Linked DNA regions of Mus musculus: region 1 is linked to region 2. Evidence: chromatin contacts called from ENCODE POLR2A ChIA-PET data. All regions are on one chromosome and are shown on one strand. The core of a region is the stretch at or near the end of the contact, and the rest is flanking DNA. Distances in the headings are between cores, read along the strand shown.

What was found. ChIA-PET counts read pairs that join two places held with the same protein, here RNA polymerase II (POLR2A).
Region 1: POLR2A ChIA-PET joins it to region 2 with 11 read pairs in Patski. The contact joins the promoter of Ttyh3 here to the promoter of Grifin in region 2. POLR2A ChIA-PET finds 5 or more read pairs at or near these places in 2 of 5 experiments (Patski and embryonic stem cell).

Annotation. Positions count from the first base shown.
Region 1 is chr5:140,645,505-140,650,591 of GRCm38, reverse strand. Ttyh3 (tweety family member 3) reads left to right here and starts at 1,561. Exons shown (of 14, transcript NM_175274.5): 1 at 1,561-1,887. The coding sequence starts at 1,765.
Region 2 is chr5:140,563,326-140,568,248 of GRCm38, reverse strand. It overlaps Grifin (galectin-related inter-fiber protein), which reads left to right and starts at 3,182. Exons shown (of 5, transcript NM_030022.1): 1 at 3,182-3,207; 2 at 3,504-3,583; 3 at 3,657-3,816; 4 at 4,542-4,708. The coding sequence starts at 3,196.

The sequences.
Region 1 (5,087 bases), core at 312-2,811, 84 kb before region 2:
TTGTTGGGACTAAGCAAGGATGCAGGGCTCTCTATGGGAGGTGCTGAAGCAGAGGCCAGAAACTTTCCCAGCCTGTGATGACCGTCTCTGATGTTACTGTTCATCTTTGGACTCCTAAAGGCAGAGCTGGGGGCAGAGCTACTCTCGGCTCTACAGGAAATCTAGCCAGGTGCGGGCATCTCACCTGCTGCACTGACTCTGTCTGGCAAGTGCTCATTTGACACTAGGAGGAAAGCTCGGCCTGGGGGTGGGGCGAGGGGGAACAGCCATTGCTGTGTGGCCCTGGAGTAAGAAGCCTAAGAACTTCTTACCTATCGCTGCAGGCTGATTCCCAGCTAGGTAGCTTCCTCCAGCCATCCAGAACATTGAAACCCACAGCTCTGTAAAGGGCCCCTGCCCTCGGGCCAGAGTGCAAGGAAGGAGATGCCTCAGGCAGTTGCATGAACTGAAAGACAGGTCTGTCAGGAAGCCACTGTCCAGCTGAGGAGTGAGGCTACCTAGCCGATGGAGAAGCTGCATGTGTCTAGTTTCTAAGAACATAAGGCCCCAGGGTTGTGAGTGCACAGAGCCAAGTGGATATGTTCGCTCCACCCGGGGAGAAGCAAGAACTGCCCCCCTGCCCCCATGACCTTTCTATAGGCTGTGTCCTGACCAGTAGCCTAGTTTCCAAGATGGGATACAGGGAACTTTCTTTACATCTTCCTTTTGCATCTTTAGAATGATGCAAGCAAGTGAGGTGCGGCGGTTCAGGCCTGTTATCCCAGTACCTGGGAGGCTGAAGCAAGAGGACTGCCAAGTTTGAGGCTAGGCTGAGCAATTTACAGAGATCCCGCGACAGAAAAAGTAAAACAGGGGATTGGGGATTTAGGTCGGTGGTAGAGTGCCTGGCTTGCATGCGTAAGGCCCTGGTTCCATAACTGAAATTAAAGCAGGTGGGTATTCAATCTATCTGCCCATTATCGCCTTACACGCGGCTTTATGGCTTATGCGCCAGGCTTTGTTCTGAGCACTTCACACTCGGTTTATCTCCGCAACGCCTTTTCTCAGACTACAACACTGATACCGAGAGGCTAAGTCATTCGCCCAAGAGCACACAGCTGCAGCTCCCGAATGCAGATCATGTCCATCCTAGAGACAGGTCACTGGTTCCCTGGCAGGTCCTTATGAGGGCTGCGTGGAAACCGGATCAAACCAGAGAGCAAAGGCATGGGTCGGAGAGGATGCTACACGTGAGCTTTGGATTCCAGCCTTCGTGGTCTACAGGGAAGAAATGGCTGAAGAGGTTGAGGGTCCTGCCTAAACCGAGAGGTGTAGGCAAAAAGACCAATGGTAACGCAGGGGGCAGGGCCTATGGGAGAAATGCCAATGGCAGTCCGGAGGCAGAGACTGCCCTGGTATGGGCGGGGTCTGCGTGGTGCCGACCAATAGCATTGTGTGGGGCGGGGCCGAATGTCCGGGAGGGCGGTTGGGGTGGGGCCTGAGGGCGGTGGGCCTATGGCGGTGTGGGGGTGGAGCCTGAAGGCGAGCGGGCGGGTGCGCGGAGGGGGCGGCGGCAGCGGCGGTGAACAAAGAGGCGGCGGGCGCGGGCGGCCGAGCGGAGCCGAGCGCAGCCGAGCCGGGCCGAGCCGGGCCGAGCCGGGCCGGGCCAGGGCCCCTGGAAGCGGGCACGATGAGGGCAGCTGAGCAGGGGTCGGCGGGTCCCTGAGCCCCGTGCATCCGGCAGCGAGGGAAGCCCGGCGCAGCGCCCGTGGCCGCCCGCCCGCCATGGCCGGGGTCAGCTACGCGGCGCCCTGGTGGGTGAGCCTCCTGCACCGGCTGCCGCACTTCGACCTGCGGTGGGAGGCCACCAGCAGCCAATTCCGGCCCGAGGACGCCGACTACCAGCAGGTGACGCGCGCCCCCGGGTGCGGGGTCAGGGGCCCCGGGTCATGGCCCCTCCCAAGGAGCTGGAGCTTCCCCATCCCCTTTCATTCTAGGAGTCGCCTCCCGTTCACTGATAACCTTTCCAGGGATTAATGTCGAACACCCCCTGGAAGGTGTTCAGCCCCTCTGTGTCACCAGGGCCTCCGATCCGGATTGACGGAGCTGCCTCCCTCCCCTGATAGACCCTCTTCTGATCCTATGGGTTCCTGGTAGGCCCGTCTTCATCCTTTGGGCAGTCAGCTTCTCCCCAGCAGAGCCCCCGCTAGCCAAGGCTGGATCCCTGGGTTCAGGCAGGAGGGTATTCCTCGTTCTCTTTCCCCAGCTAGGGAATCCCTTTGCCAGACTGTTGGTGGGTGAGGAGCCTGGGCCATCGCCAGCCTTCTGTGGCTGCTAATGACCCCTTGCTTCACGGTCAGGCTGTGGGATGTACACAGGGTGTCGTGTGGTTGTGGGAAACCAGGGTGCCAGCAGTCTCTCTACCCAGGGTGGAAAATGAGGCCTGGCTGAAGTGGGGTGAGTGGGCCTCCGTCTGGGCTGGGGGCCATGGGGCACTTGGCAGCCCTCTCCCTGCGAAGCCCTAAGTCTGGCGTCCTGCCAAGTCCCAGCACCACCCCCACTACTGAACCACTGTCATTTGAGTGCAGAGCAGGGGGACTAGGGCTGTGGGCTTTTCCTTCCTGCTCCAGATTCCAGAAAAAAAAGAATGATCAGCCCACTTGGTCACTAAGCACCTCACAGTTTCTCTCCGGCGGCTCCTGGGACAGACAGTAGCCTGGGAATCAAGTACTCCTGGGGCTGTGCCAAATATCTCTGCCGCCATCCTCATCTTACTGAAGTTGAGGGTGAGAGAACACAGGACTGTCCCTGCTCCCACTCTCTGCCTACCTGACCCCAGCTCCAGTAGCTGATGGTGTTCCTGAGCAGATTAGAACAGGTGTGAGGGGTAGAGCAAAACCTGAGTCCTGAAAGACAGCAAGGAGATGCACCCGGGACCCAGGACCTCACCTGGGGATTTTGTGGGGAAGACCAGGCCCGGGTGAGGTGGAGGGACACGTGTGGTTTTCTTACTGTGTGATGGTATTGTTATGCTCTTTCTTGAAAGAACTCTATGAGCTATTCTTGGAAAGTTGCCTTCCTAGGGTTTGCCTGATGGTCAGTTTTGATGGTCCACTGGCACACAGGGCAGCCAGGTAGCATTTCCTGAGGTCAGTGGGCTGCCACCTGCTTCTGCTGCAGGAGGAACTTGCTAGTGACAGGGAAAGGGTGAGGATTCAGTCCCTGCAGCTCTTGGGAATCTGAAGGTAGTGAGTGGTTCAGGCCCGGCTCTGTAGGTCTTTAGATCTATGGGCCCGCAGCTCTGTGGCCCCAGTTGAGCCTGGTCCTGCCTGCTTTTGCTGCTCCACTGTGGGAGGCCTCTGACTCACGCTCCCTCCTGCCTCCTCTCCCAGGAGCAGAATTAGCCACTGAATAATTCACGGTGTGGAACCCAGCCTGGCTCCATCCCCCGCCGCCTCCGCTCCCGAAGCCAGGGCTATGGATGTGCATGGTGCCCCTGCCCTCTGAGCTGATGCTGTAGGCAACCGCTCAGGGTCTCTGAGCTTCGTCACTTCATCTTGAAATTGGGACTGATGGTTTTGCAGGGTCGCCTGTGGGGAGAAAGTCAGGAGTCCCCATTCTGGATGGGCGGGTGGATAATGGTTTCTCACAGGCTCCATCCCATCTTCCCTGGTGAGGTATTGCTAACTCCATGTGTAGTTGTGTATACATGCATGTCGGGATGGCTGTCCTGTCCTAGGGTACCCTCTCTGTAATCCACCATACCTGAACTGTGTCCCTCTAGGGAAGAAAGCTGCTGCGTCTCCCAGCCTGGGGATACCAGACTTGTCTTTTGCTCTCTTTTACACTCATGGCCCAATGTCTGGAGCCTGATGGAACCCACAATTAGACTCCCAGTCAGGCCCTGTGTAGAGCTGCCTGTTCTTGCCTCCTTTCACGCAGGGCTATGCAGCTGTCTGTGTTGTACACCCTAAGGCTTAGCCTCAGTCAGGGAGCATTGGGGGAGACCTTTTACCCATACCTCCTGGACCCCACAGCAGGGGTGGGCTGGCTCTTGCAAGGGTATCTCAGACCCTGCTGCTACCTGGACTGGTGAGAAACCAGTCCAGAACCAGTGTATGTATGTAAAACCAGCATGGAGCATCAGCACGCCGTGCAGCTTTTACCCAGGAGATGGTGGGAGGTCGCACACTGTAGTGTTAGAACTGAGTGTCTCCGAGCATGGTCGGTCCCCTCTTAGAAGCCTGTGACAGTGCTGAGTGGAAGGACCACCCGGAGTCACTCACCTGGTGGAAGCTCTTGGCATCTTCATGATGGGAGGGGCTCTTCAGTCTGGTCTGGTTCTATGCTGGTTTCTTACCAGGCAGTCCCCTGGTTAGGCTCCTCCAGAGTTGGGCTGTCCCCAGCAGGCATCTGTGTGGATAGGTGAATTCCTAGCAGTAGACACAAAGGGACCCAGAGGCTCTGGGACCTGACATGGCCCACAGCCAGCTTGTCCTGACTGGTGTTTTGATTTTCATTTGGTTCTGGCTGTCTGTAGTCCCTAGGCTTAGGCATCAGACCCCTCTCAGAGTAGAGTATTGACACCTTCTGACCTCATTCTGGTGTGGGTAAATATCTCCTTACTTATCCTCTATAAGCCCTCGTGAACCTGCTTCTATCCAATTCATGTTCTTTGCTTCCAGTTTCTCTATGTCTGGTTCATGGTCTCTATCAGTTCAAGGCAGGCCCAGAGATGTTTGCTGATGGAGAGCTGTTATTGCTAATGATGGGGTCAAGAGAAGAGGCTCTGGGGCTTGGCAGTCCGAGAAGGCTTCCTGGAGGAGATACTACCTAGCCTGCCATGGAAACTACCAGCCTAGGTTTGGGGCTCTCCAGCTTTCTCTCTGACTCACTGTGCACCAGCCCAGCCCTGGTATACAGAGGGCCAGCAGCACACTAGCCATCCAGATAGCTGGTAGCATTTGCCTGCTATTTAGCCAGCCTGTGGGACCATTTCCCATCAGTCCTGAGGCTCAGATGCCCGATAAGACTTACGGGAAGCCAGGCATGGCGGTGCAAACCTGTCATCCCAGCTACTCAGTAGTCAAGTTCAAGGCCATCCAGGC
Region 2 (4,923 bases), core at 1,933-4,432:
CCAACTTTCAATCCTCCTGCCTCAGTGCTGGGATTATAGTTCTGTGCCACCACACCCAGATTGTTGTTGGTTTGGGTACCTTCCCATAACCTAACTCCTGTTCATTCTACAACAGCCACCCGTAGTGCCTCCTCCTCCTGAAAGCCAACCCAGATGGACCTCCATCCCATGCTTCCAAGGGATGTGTTTAGGGTGGGGACTCGGGCAGGCATACTGCTGGCTTCAAACCTTGGCTCTGTGATGGTCTAGCTGTGTGTCTGTGCTCCTACATCCTTTTCCAGAATATGGATCTCAGAACCAATCCCAAAGGCTGTCAGCTTTAGAGATGCCTGTAAACTGGCCAGTAGGTATCTGACAGGGAGCAAGCCTGGGCTACGCGAAGTGACCACTTCTTAAAAGCAGCCTGGGTGTAGTGGCACAGGTCTATAATCTCAGCACTGAGGAGGCTGGGATAAAACTTGAAAGTCGGAGGCAAGCCTGGGCTAAGTAAGGACATTCTTAGAAACACATGAACAGGGGAAAATGGATGAGGGAAAAGGATGACGTGGGGAGGAAGAAGAGAAGTGGAGGAGCCAGGGAAGAGGAGAGGGGGAGGAGAGTTGGCACTCAGCACTGGCCAGGGTCTGGCCAAGATGTCCGCCTACACCGCGCCCCGCCCCCCATCCTGGTGTAGCTCCTCCCCTAAGCTGGGTGGAGACCAGCTCCTGCTTAAGAACCTTCAAAGTCAACAGCTCCAGGCAAAACCGCACATCCGGGTGGAGGTAGGAGGTGCGGGTGCTGCCTAAATGGCAGGTCTGTTAGTCTCAGCCCTGAACCACCTCACCTGGCAGCAGGCCCACCAGACAGCACGGCATAGAGGACTACTGCCCGCCACACCATCGAATCTCACAAAATCCAACCAGGCCAGGGCAGAGGCAGCCAAGGAAGGAGCTGGGTTCCCTGACATTGGTGTGGGGGCAAAGTGCATCTCGGGTCTCTCCTTGGCCCATTCTGTCCCCGGGGCTGTAGCTGCCTGGGTCATTGGGAGTTGTCACAGCCTCCTGCTCCAACCCTACCAGACACAAGTCCCAGCCACTCAGAGGGATGCAAGCACAGGTCTGTGTGACACCATGGGGCAGAGTCCAGTTGTGGGAGCACGTCCAGCCTCCATCAGAATGGCCTGGGGTTCCAACACTTCCCAGCTGTAGAGACTGAGCTGGGTGGTGGGCAGCCGCCAGCTTTCCTACCACACAGACCTCATAAGCCGGAAGGGGGAGGTTGAGGCTCACAGGGGATGGAGACCGTTGGAAGCAGGCATCTTTGACCTCTCTGTCCCTGGCAGCAAAATCTGGGCCTCATGTCTCAACAGGTATGGGGCTCCCCCGCCCCCATCCCCAGGCTCCCAATTCCAAGCTATGGCCTCCAGGCTGCAAGAGCCGGAGAACAAGGTGCCCACGTCGATGTTCCTCTCATCCTAGGAAAGATGGAGGTGGAGTGGGCTGACCCAGTTCCCCTGCTCAGCCACATCTGTCTTGTTTACCTTCCTTCATCAAGGAGACAGGCACTGGGTGTGTGTGTGTGGGGGGGGGGGAGCACTAAGGGGAGGAGGTGACAGAGGTCAGCATTAGCAACTCCAGCACGTGGCTGTGAAGCACAGAAGGCCACTGGCTCAAGGTAGCCAGGGGGTTAGAACCTGTCCACACTCCTGACTTGTGGGCTTTGACCCCAGCCCTGAGTTCTGGTACCAACCAGCACTGTATTGCACATCCAGAGAATTTGAAGATGGACATCTCGTCCCAGCAGCATCCCTACATAGGGGAAAGGAGAAGGGGAAAGCCATGAAGCCGGCCTGCAGTCTCCTAGTGGGCCCTGCGGCCCAGGGCTTTAGTGTGTGTGGTTTTGAGAGACTGTCACAGGGACCTGGGACTTGCCAGGGTCTCCTGACTGGCTGGCTGGAGACCCCAGCACAGACCACTGTGTTCTGTGCCTTGCACAAGTGCTGGGCATCAAACTCAGATCCCCCTACTTGCGCAGCAAGCACTTACTGATGGTACTTCTTCCCCATGGCCCTCCAGGAAGGTGAGCATGTGGGGTCTGCAGACTCTGCACCCAGCCAGGCAGGTCCAGCAGGCTCACCCCAGGGAATCTCTGTTGCTCTGGGCTGCCCCCTGCAGGCTCAGCCAACCCTGCCATGCTAGTGAGCCATCTCTGTGTCCTGCTTGACCTTGGTACCCATAGCTCCCTGCCAGACTGTGTCCATCCGTGCAGCGGTATCTGGGAAGAGGCAAAGCAGGCCAGAGGCTCAGCCCTGCCAGGGCCTGGAGAGAAGAACGGTGGCAGAGGGGACCCACGGGGACAGGAGAAAAGGAGACACGTGCTTGTTACACACTCATCTGCAGGCTTTACCCCCAAGGCTCTGGGCCCCCACCACAGCTACACTGTGACCCAACTTCCCCCTTCAGAGAGTCCCAGAGGCCCCCATAACCGCCCCCACAGACTTGGGCTTCTCTCCTCCATCCTTGAGGTGGCCTCGAGGGCCCCAGTGGATCCTTCTCATTGGCTCAGCCCAAGAGGCAGCCGGCCAGGAGAGGCGTGGGGGTGTGGGAAAGGCCCTCCCCATCTGTAGACTGGACACTGGAATGTGCTGAGCAGAGCCAGGCCTAATCCCCATTCATCCCCTTGAGGCCACTGAGCCACTGCAGCGGGGCAGCCCTGGGATGGAAGGGGACTGGATCAGGGACACATTCCCAGTATGGTAGACAGTTGATGGATGGTCAGACTGAGGTCATAAGGTCAGCCAGGGTTCTATAGGAGGACACACTTTCTTCACTCTTTGAGACCGATGGGGTCAGTGTGAGGCTCTGGAGTATGGGAGTTGGGGGGGGCCCTGGTTACACCCTCCCTACAAAGATGGGTGATGTATCCCCAGATGTGCACAAGACCCTGAATAGTGCTGGTGGCAGAGCTAGGTAGACCTGGGGAAGTATGTTGAAAGGACCAGTGTATTCACTGATGAACCCAGGGCAAGAGCGCTGCCACTAAGCCATGTACCCAGCCCCCTCTCCAGCAGGGTTAGCCTGAGGGGGGAGGAAAAATGGGGCACAGAGGTCCATGTGACCCAGACAAGGCCCCTAGAGGTGGGGCCCCCATGCCCCGCCCCAGCGGGCTCTGCTATATCTCCAGCTGCCTCATCCCCACACCCAGTGGCTGAGGGCAATGACACTGCAGGTGGGTAAGATCCACAGCCCAGGGAGGTTGCAAATGCTGGAGAAGGAAGTGGAGTGGGGGGGTGGGCGCCTGGTGGGGCCACCTACTCCACTATAGAGCTGGGAATGTTTATAGCTTCTCCTCAGCCCCCAAGCAGAGAGGCTGTGGGGGTAAGGTTGGACCACCACACCCAGAGCAACATGGAAGTAGAGGCTTGGGCTTGGTGGGAGCCGGTGTCCCTGAATAAACAGCACACTTGATGGGGAGGAAGGAGGTTGCAGCCCTCTGGGGCTCTGTCCCCTGTGTTTTGCCTTCAGTTCGAAGCCTTCTGTGCAGGGGGTCTGGCCCCTGGCTGGAGCCTGACTGTCCAGGGACATGCAGATGCTGGAGAAGAGAAGTAAGAGCCTCCCTCGCTGGGGTCGGGACCCTCCAGCCACACTCCTGACCCTAATCACACTCTCCACCCATAGGTTCGAGATCAACTTCTTAACAGACGCCGGAGACATCGCCTTCCACGTCAAACCTCGATTCTCCAGCGCCACGGTGGTGGGCAATGCTTTCCAGGGAGGACGGTGGGGGCAGGAGGAGGTGTCCAGCATATTCCCACTGACTCTGGGAGAGCCCTTTGAGGTGATGGGGTCTGTGGGAGGAAGGAGAGGTGGGGTGGGACACCTAGGACCCGTGAAGACAGGGACTGCGGAGGATAAATGCATGGGCTGGTGCACCCTGCTGGGCCGAGTGGCCTCCTTTCACGGAGTTTGTTCACAGGGTGTCTCTCTCTCTCTGGCTACTAACCACCTTCTCTTGGTGAAAAGAGGGATCCCCAGCTAGGAACTCAGGACCAGGTGGTCCACACCATGCTTTGCCAAGTAGCCAGGGTTGTGTTTTATAAAATGCGGCAGGAGGGAGCACCTTGGTGGGCCAGGCCAATGAGCACCTTGGTGGGCCAGGCCAATGTGTCGTCGTCCCCGTCCCCCCCCCCCCCCCCGAGGAATCAGCACCGTGCAACAGGCCTAGTACAAAATGAAGTTTATTGGAGGGAAAGGAAGGCAACGTGGAAAGGGGATAGTGGCAGAGAAAAGGGGGCAGAGAAGGACAGAAAGACAGAGGAGAGAAGACAGAAAGAGGAAGAAAGGTAGAGGCTGGCTGAGAACACGTGGAGAAGAGAGAGAAGAGAGGGAGAGAGGGAGAGACAGAGACAGAGAGACAAAGAGGAGCCAAGCTGAATGAATAGTCCTGGCTCACACTTGGCTGCTGTTGGGTGGAGCCTGGAGAGATTGCTGACAGCCAAGAAGGCTTCTGTGGTTGGGGCCCAGAGACACCCCCCACACACACACACTTTCCCTTCCCCTCAGATGGAGGTGAGTGCAGACGCAGAACACTTCCACATTTATGCCCAGGAACAAAAGGTGCTCCAGTTCCCACATCGGCACCGACCGCTGGCCACCATCACCAGAGTGCGAGTGCTCAGTGAGCATCGGCTGGCCCAGGTGGAGCTGGCCAAGCGGAGCCTGAGCTGGGGGTAAGGTGCCCGCCATGTCCTCACACACTAACCCAGGTGGAATTGGCCAAGTGGAGCCTGAGCTGAGGGTAAGGTGCCCGCCATGTCCTCACACACCATTCGGGATTCCTATCTGCCTGGTCCCTGGTTGGCTAACGTATGTCACCTTCTTCTGGCCTTGCACAGCTGTTTCCCTCCCTCACCCCCCAGTTGTCCACATCTGGTTAGAGCAAGCA